Linked DNA regions of Homo sapiens: region 2 is linked to region 1. A link is a loop called in an ENCODE intact Hi-C map of the cell type or tissue named here. Cell type or tissue: GM12878. All regions are shown on one strand. Each heading gives the region's core, and the rest is flanking DNA. Links, peaks and the distances in the headings are about the cores only.

What was found. Hi-C counts contacts between places; a loop is a spot of excess contacts. Peaks named below come from ENCODE experiments on the same cell type or tissue, not always from the same donor. Only the 100,000 strongest peaks of a DNase experiment are listed, where the experiment ranks them.
Region 2: a loop joins it to region 1, with 4 times the contacts of the local background. A loop is called at or near these places in 2 of 110 quality-filtered maps.

Annotation. Positions count from the first base shown.
Region 1 is chr7:152,703,290-152,711,466 of GRCh38, reverse strand. No RefSeq gene overlaps it. Among named protein-coding and RNA genes, the nearest start is that of XRCC2, 31 kb to the right of the region's middle. RefSeq lists an enhancer at 4,395-4,474 and a silencer at 4,767-4,943. In GM12878, for the core only: a CTCF peak has its summit at 4,340 (motif pointing right); DNase peaks (open chromatin) are centred at 4,346 and 4,745.
Region 2 is chr7:152,570,955-152,579,131 of GRCh38, reverse strand. No RefSeq gene overlaps it. Among named protein-coding and RNA genes, the nearest start is that of XRCC2, 100 kb to the left of the region's middle. In GM12878, for the core only: no CTCF peak of the experiment used is centred there; a DNase peak (open chromatin) is centred at 3,821; H3K4me3 peaks cover 405 bases; H3K27ac peaks cover 1,176 bases.

The DNA of each region.
Region 1 (8,177 bases), core at 1,737-6,736:
ATAGGCCAGGCATGACTAAGTCACAGAGAAATAAGCTAGCGCCCACGGTGTGGGTAAAAGATCATTCTCACCACATGGCGGCAGGTTACTGCCCATGAAGAAGAATCAGATGGCCGGCTGCGGTGACTCACGACTGTAATCCCAGCACTTTGGGAGGCTGGGGCGGGAGGGTCACCTGAGGTCAGGAGTTCAAGATCAGCCTGGCCAACATGGCGAAACCCTGCATCTACTAAAAATACAAAAATTAGCTGTGGTGGCAGGTGCCTGTAATCTCAGTGACTAGGGAGGCTGAGGCAGGAGATTGCTTGAACCCAGGGGGCGGAGGTTGCAATGAGCCGAGATGGTGCCACTGCACTCCAGCCTAGGCGACAGAGCGAGACTCCGTCTCAAAAAAAAAAAAAAAAAAGAATGAGATGGGGGTAGCTACAGATACTGTAAAATCCAAGGATGGGACCTTACACAGCAGATGAATCATTGTCCCTTAAGGTCAGTTGGACCCTGGCTGTTACACAGACATACTCTTTCCCTATGTGCATGCTTTTGTCCTCTGATTTTACACTTTTGAGCTTTCATTTTATTTTTTTGAGACCAGGTTATGAGACTGGCTAATTTTTGTATTTTTGGTAGAGATGGAGTTTCACCATGTTGCCCAGATGTGTTGAACTTCTGGGCTCAAGCGATTCACCCACCTCAGCCTCCCAAAGTGCTGGGGATTACAGGAGTGAGTCACCACGCCTGGCTATAGTTCTGAGCTTTTAAAGTATCCCCGCCATTCAAATTCTAGCTGCTCTCAGTGGTGATGTCAAACAGCCCAGAAATTTTCTGTAAAAAGAGGAAGGTGTCCATTTAAAACTAACATCCATTAATTCTTTTAAAAAACTACTATGTTTCCCTTCAGGTTTGGAGAGTTGAGATTTGATGTCCATTAATATAAATTTTCCTCCCTCCCTCTTTCCTTCCCTTTTCTCCTCTTTCCTGCTTCTCTTTGCCCCTGTTTCCTCTATTTCCCAGATCACCAGCCCATTTTTTTTTTTATTTTAAGGTATTACTTGCTGATTTTGAGAAAGATTTCTAAGCATCTACCTCTTGCTAAATGTGGCATTCTCCACCACTCACCAGCATCTCGCTAGTCCCTGCTGTGACAGTGCCTTCCCCATTGTCTGAAAGGTGCACGGCAAGGTCAAATGAGATAATAAATGAGAAAGTGCTTTGATGAAGGGAGAAGAACAAGACAAATGTCAGGTGTTATTATTAATAATTCATGAACTGGAACACTGACTAACATTCTCTAACAGAGTAAACTGGTTCTTGGATTTTGATTTTTTTATTCCATTCAGTCTTATTAGAAGACAGCTTTTACTAAAAACTGGAACCGAAGGGGTGGCTTATTCTCAACAAGTTGTTCGCATGCAAGACACTAAACATTAAAGACTTACTATGTCCACAGAGACAATTAACCCAAGGCTAAAGCCTATTGTACGATGTCCAAAAAAAAGAAGTTAGAACAAAAGGCTTTTAAGACTCTTCTCTGCTGAAGCTTTTGGGAAGGTGCTGATTGCCATGGGGAATTAGCAGTCATTTAAGAGGAGTTGATGACATCAGGCTGAGTCACACTAGTCTGTGACACTAGTATGAGGTCATTTTAAACTAATCAAATGGGTGCTAGAGAAAGGTGCCATTTACCATTTATTACCTCAACTACCAACAAAAGGGCTGGATTTAGTTCATGGAAACCAAGAGCTTAATGAATCTGACTAAATAAGGAGGGTGGTGGTAATTGTGTCATTAAGGCCCTAATACTGAGAACCTGTCTACTTCTAAAATTGGCCCTAAGGCAACTTTTCCAAAGGTGATTCTATGGTCATTTAGAAAGCTTTCTGCTTTTTACGGTAGAGCTTTTCTTCTTGCAGTCACTGAAAAGTGGTTTCTGGGTTACTGGGAGTTTGTTCTGGGTCACTGGGAATGTTCATTATTGGTCTGCAAAAGTGTTGGTAATGCCCCTCAAACTGTCTCCCAACGGCAGATGTCTAATCAGCTAGTTCATGTGACTATATACAAAGAAGAAAACCTGAGGCTGATTCTATTGAATGGCTTCTGGAAACCAGTCTCATTTTCTTTTCTTTTCTTTTCTTTTTTTTTTTTTTTCTGAGACAGTTTTGCTCTTGTTGTCCAGGCTGGAATGCAACAGCGTGATCTCGGCTCACTGCAACCTCTGCCTCCTGGGTTCAAGTGATTCTCCTGTCTCAGCTTCCCAAGTAGCTGGGATTACAGGCGCCTGCCACTACGCCCGGCTAATATTTTGTATTTTTAGTAGAGACAGGGTTTCACCATGTTGGCCAGGCTGGTCTCGAACTCCTGACCTCAGGTGATCCGCCCACCTCGGCCTCCCAAAGTGCTGGGATTACAGGCAGTAGCTACCACGCTCGGCCCAGTCTCATTTTCTTACCATGCCATCACATCAGACGAGCACACAAGTGATTATAAGGCGAATCACTTGAGGTCAGGAATTCGAGACCAGCCTGGCCAACATGGTGAAATCCTGTCTCTACCAAAAAATACAAAAATTGGCTGGGCGCGGTGGCACACACCTGTAGTCCCAGCTACTTGGGAGGCTGAAGCAGGAGAAACGCTTGAACCAGGGAGGCGGAGGTTGCAGTGAGCCGAGATCATGCCACTGCACTCCAGCCTGGGCAACAGAGGGAGACTCTGCCTCAAAGAAAAAAAAAAGATAGTGCTGGTATAAACATGGTAACTGGAAAGGAGCCACTAAGTGATGACAAAACAAACCGTGAGGATGCACAGGCCTTGCTATCGTCACTGTGTGGTGACCCTGGCAGGTGCACTTCAACAGAGGACACGCGGCTGGGGTGCAGTGGCTCATGACTTAACCCCAGCACTTTGGGAAACCAAGTGGGGAGGATTGCTTGAGCCCAGAAGTACAAGACCAGCCTGCGTAACATAGTGAGACCCTGTCTCCACAAAAATAAAAAATTAGCCAGGCACGGTGGCGTGCACCTGTAGTCCCAGTTATCTAGGAGGCTGAGGCAAGAGGATTTCTTGAGTCCAGGAGTCAAGGCTGCAGTGAACCATCATTGCGCTATTGCATTCCAGGCTGGGTGACAGAGCCAGACCCTGTATTAAAAATAATAAAAAATAAAAAAATAAAATCAAAAGAGGACACAAACTCCTCTGGAGTTGGGAGGCAAAAGATGGGGCAGATTTCTGTTACCATTGCCAAGACTCTTTTTTCTGGGTAAGGTTTAGGGCATAGCACCAAACCAAAAACATAGACGATGGGCAGGAAATAGGCAGAAGAGAACAGAAGCAAAGGTAGCAAATTCTATTACATCCAAGACCTGCCACATAATTCACAGTTCCCTGTGCAAAATGAAGATGCATGTCCCCTGGTCAGAAAGCATTCAGAATTTCAAGATAGCAACTGAAGTCTTGAACCAAGTGTGGGACTCCTAAGCGTGGGGCCCGTTTGTATGGGTCACATACCCACAACGCCAGCGGAGGTTACGAGAGCCTGTGTCACCTATTGTGCTGTGGCACACACTGGGGAAAACAAGTATCTCATGTTCGCAAACTCAGTAGCAGAGTTCAGTAGGTTTGGCAACTTCTTAGAGTTAAAAAGAAGCTCCAAGAGAAAGAAAATCTCTTTTCTCCTATTTAAAATCCTTTAAATGTAAACTTGTGCCCTAGTGATGTGGTCCTCAGAAATGTTTCTGGGCTCACACGAAGTTTTAAACATTGAGGAAACTGAGCACCTTCATGCGGGGCATGCCTTTACCACTCCCGGGATGTCACGTCCACCTGCCAGGCTCATGAAGGCGTGTGAGTGTGTAGACCTGGTTTGAATCTGGTCACAAAAAGTCAAAAGTTCCTTGCTTGGGATCCATTTTATGATTACACTTTTTTTTTTTTTTTTGAGAGAGTTTCCCTCTTGTTGCCCAGGCTGGAGCGCAATGGCGCGATCTCGGCTCACTGCAACCTCTGCCTCCCAGGTTCAAGTGATTCTCCTTCCTCAGCCTCCCAAGTAACTGGGATTATAGGTGTCCGTCACCACACCCGGCTAATTTTTGTATTTTTAGTAGAGATGGGGTTTCGCTATGTTGGTCAGGCTGGTCTCGAACTCCTGACCTCAGGTGATCCACCCACCTCTGCCTCCAAAGTGCTGGGATTACAGGCGTGAGCCACCACGCCCCACAGTGATTAAACTTTTTAATCCATTGCTTGTGCTGGCCAGTTAATAGATATTCATATATACTGCAAAACCTCCCCTCCAACAAACCACAGCTTCACATCCAAATCCCTCAGGCAGTGTCTACCTTAGACACTAGGAGGCAGCGTTGGCTAGTTGTCTGTTTGCAAGGACACACGTCAAGGAATTTCTTTTTCTCTCTCTCCGTCCCACTTGCTGTGATCCCTTACTGTAAAAAGGTAAAGGGCCATGCTTAATTGTCTATCTCACAACCATTTAAATATATTAACTTTATGGGAGGACTGTAAAAGAAAAATGCAAAGGGACTTTTGACTGCCATGATTAATTTGGTTGCCTAAACCATTCAACCTAAACCCACTGTGTCAAATTCTAGTTTTAAGACCGGATGAAGGAGATTCTAGGGAATGACTGTATAAATACTGAATAAAAGCTCAAATTTTTTTTTCCAGTAAACTTGCAATGCAACGAAGCCCAGGGCACTAGCTTTGCCTAGAAGGGAGGGACATTTCCATTTGATTCCTATGGCCGGAGGCTTAACAGCTTTCTTTTGTTAGCAAAGCAAAGTAGAAGTGATACTGAAAGAAGCTAGTAATAGTCTAGCTTCCACTGCTATCTGCCCGAGCTTCAGCGATTCCACCCCCTCAGGGGCCACACCTCCCTGCAGGTCCCATTTCTGGGAAAAGCCGGCAATCTATGTCTTTTGGAAATACTCCCTGAGCTCCCAAAATGGGTTTGGAAAGAGCTATACATAGCTTTCTATACATTGGTCTCTATCATCTTATAGGATAATAAAGGAGATAATTCATGCACACAAATAACTATATGTAATGTTACATTTAGGGAAATACAATAATTTCACTGTCCTTGCCTTAGGATTTCCATTTAGGTAGGCAGAGATCCCTGTGGACAGGAATAATCTGGTTTCACAAAAGGGTGACACCTGGCCGGTGGCGGTGGCTCACACCTGTCATCCCAGCACTTTGGGAGACTGAGGCAGGCGGATCACCTGAGATCAGGAGTTTGAGACCAGCCTGGCCAATATGGTGAAACCCCATCTCTACTAAAAATACAAAAATTAGCCAGGCATGGTGGCAGGTGCCTGTAATCCCAGCTACTCAGGAGGCTGAGGCAGGAGAATTGCTTGAACCCGGGAGGCAGAGGTTGCAGTGAACCGAGATCATGCCACTGCACTCCAGTCTGGGAGACAAGAACGAAACTCTGCTTAAAAAACAAAAACAAAAACAAAAAACAAAAAAATACCAAGTGTGGTGGCTCACATCTGTAATCCTAGCACTTTTGGAAGCCGAGGTCAGGAGTTTGAGACCAGCCTGGCCAACATGGTGAAACCTTGTCTCTACTAAAAATACAAAATTAGCCGGGTGTGGTGGCTCACGCCTGTAGTCCCAGCTACTCGGGAGGCTGAGACTGGAGAATCGCTTGAAACCCCGAGGCAGAGGCTACAGCGAGCCAAGATTACGCCACTGCACTCCAGCCTGGGCAAGACAGAGCAAGACTCCGTCTCAAAAAAAAAAAAAAGAGTGAGGGGACAGGTGACACCTGAGAGGCTTTTCACTAAGTTCAATTGGCAGCAGGTAAATCTCTAGGAGCTGTGTCTCCAAAGATGAATTGGAGCACATTATAAAATATCTTGAATGCCAGGTTAGAAAATGTGAAGTTTCACATATGCAAATCAAAAGCTAGTTATGGTTTTTAGAAGAGAATCATCTGAGAAGTATCTTGAAAGAAGACCTGGCTGACTGTGTAAGGTAGAATAGATTGAAGGATGTACAAACAAGAAGGAACTTTACAAAAAAGTATACCAGAATTACCTCTGGAATGGGAGAGGCAAGGCTCAGGCTATTTGCATATGAATTTCAACTCTCTCTCAGGGTTGAGTGTCCATGGGCAAGCTGGTTAACCCCTCTGAGCCTGTTTCTCATCTGTAAAACAAGGTTAATAAAGGCATGAACCTCATAGAGTTGATGTGTAGATTACATAGATCATCTCTGTAAAGCACTTAGTACAGTGACTGGCATATAGTAAATGCTCACTAAATAGTTAATGATGATGATGACATTATGAGGAAACTGCAGTTCAAATACATTAAAAACTAAAAGAGGCAAATCTGGGACACAATCCCAAGTCTTCTGATTCAAATACAGTGTTTTTTACCCTTTGCTAGAAATGCAAAATGCTTATTCCTCAGTGCCACAAAGATATAGCACTCGAACATAAATTTAATTTTCTCAGCAAGGCAATTTTTACTTTCTGCAGAAAGGGTGCTTCTTGTAGATGGAACAATGGCAAGAGCACACCTGAACAGGGGAGGGGCAGGAGTTCTTATTCCTGACACAAGTAGCCCCTACTGCTGTGTCATTCCCATATTGGCTAGGGTTGGACCACACAGTCTAAGCTAATTCTGATTGGCTATTTTAAAGAGAACAGGAATACGAGCTGGAGTGGCAGGGTGAGTACTTTGGCAGGAAGGATGGTTAGGAACAGGTAACTAAAGGTGACTTAGGTTAAAGCAGGTGATCAGGGGACCGCTGTGAACTACTGGTTAGGACTGGTGGGAAAGTTGTTTACTGAAACTAGAAGGAAGGGGGCTAAGAGAACCAGGAAGTTAAACTTTAAAATGGAGAATCAAAGAATAAGAGAGCTGAACATACTGACATACTGGTTCTTTGAAGAGAAACTGGGGTTCACCATATGTAACACCCTTGCTCATGCATTTTAAGAAGTTAGGAAATTCCACCTGTCCTGAAATATCTCCTGCAATTTTGTGTCTTGATCTTTATGTCAAAGCACAAATTCTTTGATAAATACAAATCTTGAAGTAGCTACACTTGCATAACTCTGAGGAAGAAAGCCTAATTTATTGATTATTATTATTATTTTGAGATGGAGACTTGCTCTGTTGCTCAGGCTGGAGTGCAGTGGCACGATCTCGGCTCGCTACAACCTCCATCTCCCAGGTTCAAGCGATTCTCCTGACTCAGTCTCCTGAGTATCTGGGATGACAGGCACCCGCCACCATGCCTGGCTAATTTTTGTATATTTAGTAGAGACGGGATTTCACCATGTTGGCCAGGCTGGTCTTGAACTCCCGATCTCAAGTGATCCACCCACCTCGGTCTCCCAAAGTGCTGGGATTACAGGCATGAGCCACTGCACCCAGCAAATTTATTGATTATTATAGTTAGCCAGTTTCAGGTTAATGGAGAGTTTATATAGCTGGGGATTTATATTTTCTTTTCATTTAGTCCATGTATTTTCTTTTCAATTAGTAAATTTGATACTATCTATAAACATGCCATACCATAAAATGTATTGAAACTTTTTTCAATTTAGGTGTACTCTATATATTTTTTAAGTTGGCCAGGTGCAGTGGCTTGTGCTTGTAATCCTAGCACTTTGGGAGGCTGAGGCGAGTGGATCACCTGAGGTCAAGAGTTCGAGATCAGCCTGGCCAACATGGTGAAACCCCATCTCTACCAAAAATACAAAAAATTAGCCAGGTGTGGTGGTGGCGCCTGTAATCCCAGCTATTTGGGAGGCTGAGGTAGGAGAATCGCTTGAACCCGGGGGGCAGATGTTTCAGTGAGCCAAGATCACGCCACTTCACTCCAACCTGGGCAAAAGAGCAAAATTTGAAACTGTCAAAAAAAAAAAGTTATCTTGATTTTTAAAGTCTACTTTTCCAGCTGGAAAAAAAAAATCACATGAGTATCTGATTATCTTATTTACACAGGCAAAATACAGATAATTCAGATATGGAAAGTCTTCACTCTATAACCTAGTGTTATGGCATAATATATGCTATATAATAGCATAATGATGCTATAATAGCAAAAACAAACAAACAAACCTTTCACCAAAAGTAATTAACTTGTTTTATCTAACTCAAAGCAAACTTCCTATTCTGAATGTTTTTCTTTGGCAAGAAATACAT
Region 2 (8,177 bases), core at 1,042-6,041, 130 kb after region 1:
GGAGCGGGCATCAGTGGAAGAACATTGCCAGCTCTGCTCCTGAATGAAGAACAAGACACCCAGGAACAGTCCTTCAGTTTTTCTAACTCTGATTCCAGAGAAATTAAGGAGAAGAACCTGGCCTGGGTATACAATAATAATACACATTTTTTAAGAGATTTGCAAGCAGTTAAAAGCAAACAAACATCTTCTCACCCTGACACATAGATCCAGGTGAAATGCAAAGCAGGCACTGGGCTGGCTTGGCTTTCTGACCCACCTGATGTTCTCAAAATCTTAGTTTCTCTTATCTTCTGGATTCAGAAGTACAGACTGTTGCCTTGGCCTCTCCAAACCAAAAATCATTATAGGCACGACGTGTAATTACACATCCCAAATTAATTCAGTCAACCAATAGATATTGAGGGCTTACTTTAATTCAAACCTATCCATGCCTGGCACTGGAGTTTCAAATAAGGACAGCCTTCTAGGCTGCAAGGAGTGGAAGAGACACTAAAATAAGCAGATAATTGTCATGCAGTAGGGTGAGGGAGTAGAGATGTGTAGAAAGTGGGTTAATAGGCCAGGCGCAGTAGCTCATGCCTGTAATCCCAGCATTCTGGGAGGCGGAGGCGGGTGGATCACCTGAGGTCAGGAGTTCAAGACCAGCCTGACCAACATGGTGAAAACCCATCTCTACTAAAAATACAAAAAATTAGCTGGGCGTGGTGGTAGGCACCTTTAATCCCAGCTACTTGGGAGGCTGAGGCAGGAGAATCGCTTGAACCCAGGAGGCAGGAGGTTGCAGTGAGCCAAGAATGCGCCATTGTACTCCAGCCTGGGTGACAACACCAAAACTCCATCTCAAAAAAAAAAGAAAAAGAAAGTAGGTTAATAAGGTTAGAGCAAAACCGCCTTTGCAAAATTATGAGAGTAAGAGAAATCTGACATAGTTAACGCCATCTTGCTTCTGACTTCCAAGCGTCCTTGGTCATTTCTGGGCCTGGGCCAGGCTAACTTTGGGAGAAATTTAGTTTATAGCTTAACCTTGAAGCAAGAGTGATAATAATCCCTTCTTAAAACTAAGCCCTTCCCTGTTCTGGGCTGCTGACACCGGCTTTGTAAGATGAGTGAAAGGCCATAAGATAGATGTAGTTTCCTTTTAAAAAAAATTTGTATTGAATCTTTTTTTTGAGACAGGGTCTTGCTCTGTCACCCAGGCTGGAGTGCAATGACACAATCATAGTTCACTGCAGCCTTGACCTCCCTGGGCTCAAGTGATCCTCCCACCTCAGCCTCCTAGTAGCTAGGACTATGGGTATGCACTACCATGCCTAGCAAATTTTTTAGTTTTTTTGTAGAGATGATATCTTGTCTCTAAGCTGATCTTGAACTGCTGGCCTGAAGTGATTTTCCTGCCTTGACCTCCCAAAGTGCTGGGATTACAGGCACAAGCCACCCACCCTGCCCAACAGGTGTTTCCATAATCCCTTACTGCTCAGGGATCATGCAGCCAGATAACATCACTACTGTAAAGCCTAAGGTTAGTTTTTTGAGATATTTTTCAGACTGACCCCACCCCACCTGGACTTGGGAGTCATGACAAGTGGTCCTATGTCCCCACCCAGAGGCAGACTCAGCACAGGGACTATTTTCCACACCCCTGTGATCTCATCCCCAACCAATCAGCAGCATCCATTCCCTAGTCCCCTGCCCAATAATTGCCCATAAAAACCCTAAGGTTCGAGACTTCAGGGGAGAGTGATTTGAGTGATGGCTCCATCTCCCTCATACTGTGGCCAGCTTCTACTAAACATTTTTTTTTCCTTTTTTTTTTTTTTTTTAAGAGACTGGGGCTCTCTATGTTGCCCAGGCTGGTCTGAAATATCTGGGTTCAAGCAATCCTCCCACCCTGGCCTCCCCAGTTGCTGGGATTACAGGTGTGAGGCATAGTGCCAGGCCTCCAATTAAACTCTCTCTGCGGTAATGCCACGGTCTCAGGGCATTGGTTTTGTCTGTGCAGCAGGCAGGAAGAACCACTGGGTGATTGCAGGAGCAGCTTTCTGAAGAACTGGAAAATCCTGGAGGATAACGATGTCTTAGCCAGGCTTTCTGCTGTTGGTGGTGGTTTGGGAGGGGCAGTTGGGAGAAGGGCCTCAGTATAGCGGTGAAGAGCCGCACAGTGTGCACGGGCAGGCATGGCTCACAGTCTGGTTGCCAGAAGAACACACAGGAAGCAGGGAGCAGGGTGATGCGGCTAGGGAGCTGGCTGAGACCCCTGTGCTGGGTCTCCAACGCCTGTGTAGAAGCCCTTTTTCCTTAAGGGCAGGAGAAACGTACGGAAAGCAAGGAAGAGCTTTAGGTAGATTCTCACTTTCAAGTGATCACTCTGTTGGTTGTAAGAAAGACAAACTGGAGGGTCACAGTGGAGGTGGGGACAGCCTAAGAACCCCCTAGAATTGCGGGTGCTCACGCCTGTAATCCCAGCATTTTGGGAGGCCAAGGACGCGGATCACCTGAGGTCAGAAGTTCGAGACCAGTCTGACCAACGTGGTGAAACCTCGTCTCTACTAAATATACAAAAATTAGTCGGGCGTAGTGGCACGTGCCTGTAATCCCAGCTACTCCGGAAGCTGAGGCAGGAGAATCACTTGAACCCGGGAGGCGGAGGTTGCAGTGAACTGAGATTGCACCACTGTACTCCACCAGGCTGGGCAACAGAGCAAGACTGTCTCAAAAAAACAAAAAAACAAAAAAAGAATTGCGTTGTTTGGGGGTGAGAGGCAGGGTGCCCGACCGGCCCCCAGTCCTGAGGTGGGCCCCAGGCCCACTTGCAAACGTGTCTCTGCAGCTGTTCAGATCTCTTTCATCACAGGCCTCCCAACTCCCGGCTGCTCCGACCCTCCAACGATACGAGGGCGTATGGTAAACACTCGCAAATGCTTTCGAATAGTCCGACCCTCCAACAATAAGAGAGCATATGGTAAACACTCGCAAATGCTTTCGAATAGTTCACTGAATGGAATAATTAATGGATTAATCACTCTGCTGAGTAAATTGCAGCTGAACATAAGTACGATTCTTCTCCTTTTTTTTCCTTTTCTTTTTTTTTTTTTTTGAAACAGGGTCTCTCTCTGTTGCCCAGGCTGGAGTGCGGTGGCGCGATCTCGGCTCACTGCAACCTCCGCCTCCCGGGTTCAAGTGATTCTCATGCCTCAGCCTCCCAAGTAGCTGGGACTAGAGGTGCACACCACCATTCCCGGGTAATTTTTGTGTGTTTTGGTAGAGACAGGGTCTTGCCATGTTGGCCAGGCGGGTCTTGCCATGTTGGTTAGGCTGGTCTTGAACTCCTGACTTCAGGCGATCCACCTGCCTCAGCCTCCCAAAGTGCTGGGATTACAGGCATGAGGCACCGTGCCTGGCCTCTTTTTTTCTTTTTGTCAGAGCAGGAGTGGTGCAGGGAGATGCTGAGAGTCTGTTTGAGGTTATTGTGACTGAAATTAAACTTTGATGGGTTCTCGGTAGTTGCAGAAAGGGGTTTGTCCTGGGCTTCAGGTAGGTGTAGCAGGGATTTGCTCTCCCTATTGTAAGGAGCCAGATAGACTTCCCCAGGGCAGCGTGACCCAGCCTGTAAGAGGCTGGAGTCTGGGAGGGGCATTTAAACCCCCCAGGGCAGATGTGGGTGGGTGGTCCGAGGACGATTCTGCGGACAATGGGTGGTGCTTATGGGTGGTGCTTACGTGTCTAAGACTATTTTTCAACTTGGCTCAGGTGACAGTGAATCATATAACCATTAAGTGAGGCCCAGAGGTTGATTTGCCCCAGGTCACACAGCTGCTTAGTGAGGGGAAGTCCAGACTCTGGGGTCCACAGTACAAAGACTTTTCATCGACCAAGAGATAAGCTTTCAGGTTTAGTGAAAGCGGCTCTGAGTAATAAAAAATGACAGGACCCCATTTGCACTTTATTCTGTGAACCATGCAAAACCCACAGCAGTCCCCAGCTGCCAGGAGGGGCGAAGCCAAGGCCGATCAGCCCCAAGCACAGCTGCGGCTGCAGTCCGGGCGCCTCGACCTTCCATTCCCTTCCTGCTTGAACAGGGTTTATGGCGGTTCTGCTCTCCCACTGTGTTAATTACAGGCACTCTGGAAAGTACCTGCGGGAAGAGGACCTAATGGAAGAAGCAAAGCCACCCACACCCAGAGCCTTCACCTGTGCTCCTCTCAGGCTTTCTGTGGCTTCTGCTTTTAGAGCTCTAAAAGCCCTCTGAGATAACATGAACAAACATGCTAATTTTACAGACAAGGAAACTGAGGTCTAAGTAAGCAAATGACCTGGCTGTGATTACTTGCCGTAATGGCCAGCAAGGACCAGATCGTAGCACTTTGGGATAAGAAGGAAATGTGGGATGAGGTTTGCCTTCTCCCTGATGCAGGAATGCTCATGTCCAGCAAGGACCAAGTGATGGCTACTCTCCTTGGGAGTGCTGCTTGGGAAGGTTCCTGTCTCAGCCAGGGTATGCGGTAGGGATGGAGTGGATAGACAGGGCTCAGTACCCCCTTGTCAGGTAAAACATGTCATGATCTCTCCCCTTCACCTTCAACACAGACAAAAAAAAAAAAAAAAAATTAAAAGCTACCCCTCTCCCACACACACACAAAACAGATATGACAGCATTTGTTCTCACCATAATTTTTCTGTAGCTTTACAAAAATGATGTTTACCAGGAGGTGGAGGTTGCAGTGAGCTGAGATCATGCCACTGCACTCCAGTCTGGGTGACAGAGTGAGACTCCATCTCAAATAAAAATAAATAAAATTTTAAAAAACCAAAAAAAGGCTGGGCGTGGTGGCTCATGCCTGTCATCTCAGCACTTTGGGAGGCCGAGGAGGGTGGATCATGAGGTCAAGAGATCAAGACCATCCTGGCCAACATGGTGAAACACCATCTCTGCTAAAAATACAAAAATTAGCTGAGCATGGGGGCGCACGCCTGTAATCCCAGCTACTTGGGAGACTGAGGCAGGAGAATCGCTTTGAACCAGGAGGTAGAGGCGGCAGTGAGCCGAGATTGCGCTACTGCACTCCAGCTTGGGTGACAGAGCGAGACTCTGTCTCAAAAACAAAAAAAAAAATTAGAAAAAAAAATGTTTAGTAAACACAGAGGAGAATCAATATATTATTGGAAAGAGAATTTAGTAACAATCAGAGAAAACTGGTTGAACCATAACATAGCAAATGAAAAATGCATTGACGTACTTCCTCATACCTTTCGTTCAACAGGATTTAAAACAAGTGTTCAAATTGTGAGGCTCTTCAAATACATTTTACTATCAAAACAACTTGAAACAGTGAATAGAGAATCATACAAGAAAAAATTTAATATACACACCTGGAAAAAATAAATCTTTTTCTTTTTTTTTTTTTTAAGCCCCTGATTAAAATTTCCTTGGAAAGACATACTAAAGTTTTTAGCAAGCAAGCAACAGATGGTAAAGAGAAGTTAATTGTGCATTAGCCACCATTAGTAATTTTAAGAAGTAGAAAATGTCACTGATATATTATTTATTTAAAATGTTTCCTTTAGGTCTGGCATGGTGGCTCACACTTGTAATTCCAGTACTTTTGGAGTCCTAGGAGGGCAGATCACCTGAGATCAGGAGTTCGAGACCAGCCTGGCTAACATGGTGAAACCCCATCTCTACTAAAAACACAAAAATTAGCCGGCCGTTGTGGCATGTGCCTGTAGTCCCAGCTACTCCAGCTACTCGGGAGGCTGAGGCAGGAGAATCACTTGAACCCGGGAAGTGGAGGTTGCAGTGAGCCGAGATTGAGCCACTGCACTCCAGCCTGGGCAATAGAGCAAGCCTCCAACTCAAAAAAAATAAAAAATAAAAATAAAATGCTTTCTTTAGTGTCTTATTTTAATGACAGTACAAAATATTCCTACAGTTTTATATAGGTTCAAAGTTTACATCCTTCCCCTCCTAATTTTAGCTCTGGATTTCTTTTTTCTTTCTTTTTTTTTTTTTTTTTTTTTGAGACAGTCTCGCTCTGTCACCCAGGCTGGAGTGCAGTGGTGCAATCCCAGCTCACTGCAACCTCCGCCTCTCAGGTTCAAGTGATTCTCCTACTTCACCCTCCCAAGTAGCTAGGATTACAGGCACATGCCACCATGCCAGGCAGCTCTGAATTTCCTTTGTTTGTTTGCTTTCTGAGTTGGGGTCCTCGTTCTGTCACCTAGGCTGGAGCGGACTGGTGCGTTCATAGCTCACTGCAACTTAAAACTCCTGAGCTCAAGCCATCCTCCACCTCAGCCTCCTGATTAGCAGGGACTACAGGTGTGCACCACCATGCTGGGCCAGCTCCAGATTTCTTATGCTCCGCAGGCTGGAGAAGTTATGGAAGGGATATTCTGCAAGATGAGGACAACTGATTATCAGAAGAAGGAATGAGAACATGATCCTGCTTCTCTAGGTAAGAGGAACGTTTCGAGTAGGCAGTGGAAGGATTAAAGTAGTATTTCAGGAAATTTTAATCTGGTCTTGGTCTATAGAATGGACGTAATGGGGAGGAGGAAAGCGGGAGGTGGGCGCGTCAGTCTGGAGGGAGGTGGTTTTTCTACAACTAAGAGACAGTAGGTCATTATGGCGGGGAAGACCGGCTTTGAGACCAAATTGAGTGAGTTCCAGTCCCAGCTGTGCCCCTTGCTAATCACATGACTTTGAATAAATTACTTAACTTTGTGCTTTGGTTTCCTGCTTCATAAAATATAGATATGAAAATCTAAAACCCATCTCATAGGGTTACTACGAGAATAAGAAAATGCGTGTTGAAAGCCTTGGCACAGTACGTGGAATGTGGAATGTGGTAAACTCCCAAAGAAACTGGAGCTTTTTATTCTCGCTATTGTGTCATTTGTGACACTACATAAAACCTAAGAAAAGTCTATTAATGTCATTAACAACAATAACAAAAAGTTCCCAAAAGGCACCCACCTACAATCTATTTTTACCTACAATCTAATTTTTTCCTTAGCAGCTGCTTAAAAGAATCAACTGGGGCCGGGCGCCATGGCTCACGCCTGTAATCCCAGCACTTTGGGAGGCTGAGGCAGGCAGATCACCTGAGGTCAGGAGTTCGAGACCAGCCTGGCCAACATGGTGAGACCCCATCTCTACCTTTTTCCCCCCACCCTGAGACAGAGTCTCGCTCTGTTGCCCAGGCTGGAGTGCAGTGGTGCGATCTCGGCTCACTGCACGCTCTGCCTCCCGGGTTCACGCCATTCTCCTGCCTCAGCCTCCAGAGTAGCTGGGACTACAAGCGCCCGCCACCGCTCCCAGCTAATATTTTTGTATTTTTAGTAGAGACGGGGTTTCCCCGTATCAGCCAGGATGGTCTCGATCTCCCGACCTCATGATCCACCCACCTCGGCCTCCCAAAGTGCTGGGTTTATAGGCATGAGCCACCACGCCAGGCTGAAACCCCGACTCTACTAAAAATACAAAAATTAGCCAGGTGTAGTGGTGGGTACCTGTGAGGCTGAGGCAGGAGAATCACTAGAACCCAGGAGGCAGAGGTTATAATGAGCCGAGATTGCACCACTACACTCCAGCCTGGGTGACAGAGTGAGAATCTGTCTCAAAAACCAACAAACAAAAAACCAAAAAATCGACTGTCTTGGTCTTGAGCTGGCTGTTGCTGACTACAGTGGGTGCAGCTTCTGAAACAGAAAAAGCAGGATCGTGCATTAAGCGCTGACCCTTCTACTGCCCATAGCTCAGTCCTCTTCACCTCTGCAAGTCTGTCCTGGAACACACTGAAACAGGCAGAGCAGCTCCCTGCAGTGGCTGAAGACCAGCGGACCTGAAACAGAGGGTCTCTGAAGCGGAGTCAGGCCTGGAACCCCAGCTGCTGCCTGAGACTCCCAGCAGCTCCCAGGGGAAACCTTGCTCAGCCGTGCCAGCTAGGAAAACTCAGCAGCTCCCAGGGGAAACCTTGCTCAGCCGTGCCAGCTAGGAAAACTCCACAGGAGGGGTGGGTTTTCAAGTCTGGGAAGGAGAAGAATGAAATCACTGGTTTCACAAACATTTGAGTGTTTTATGTCCGTTCTCTTCCTGAATCTTAGTGCCATGGATGGATACATCAGAGTCAGCTACACCAATTAGAGATCAGATACTCTAGAGTCAGCTACACCAA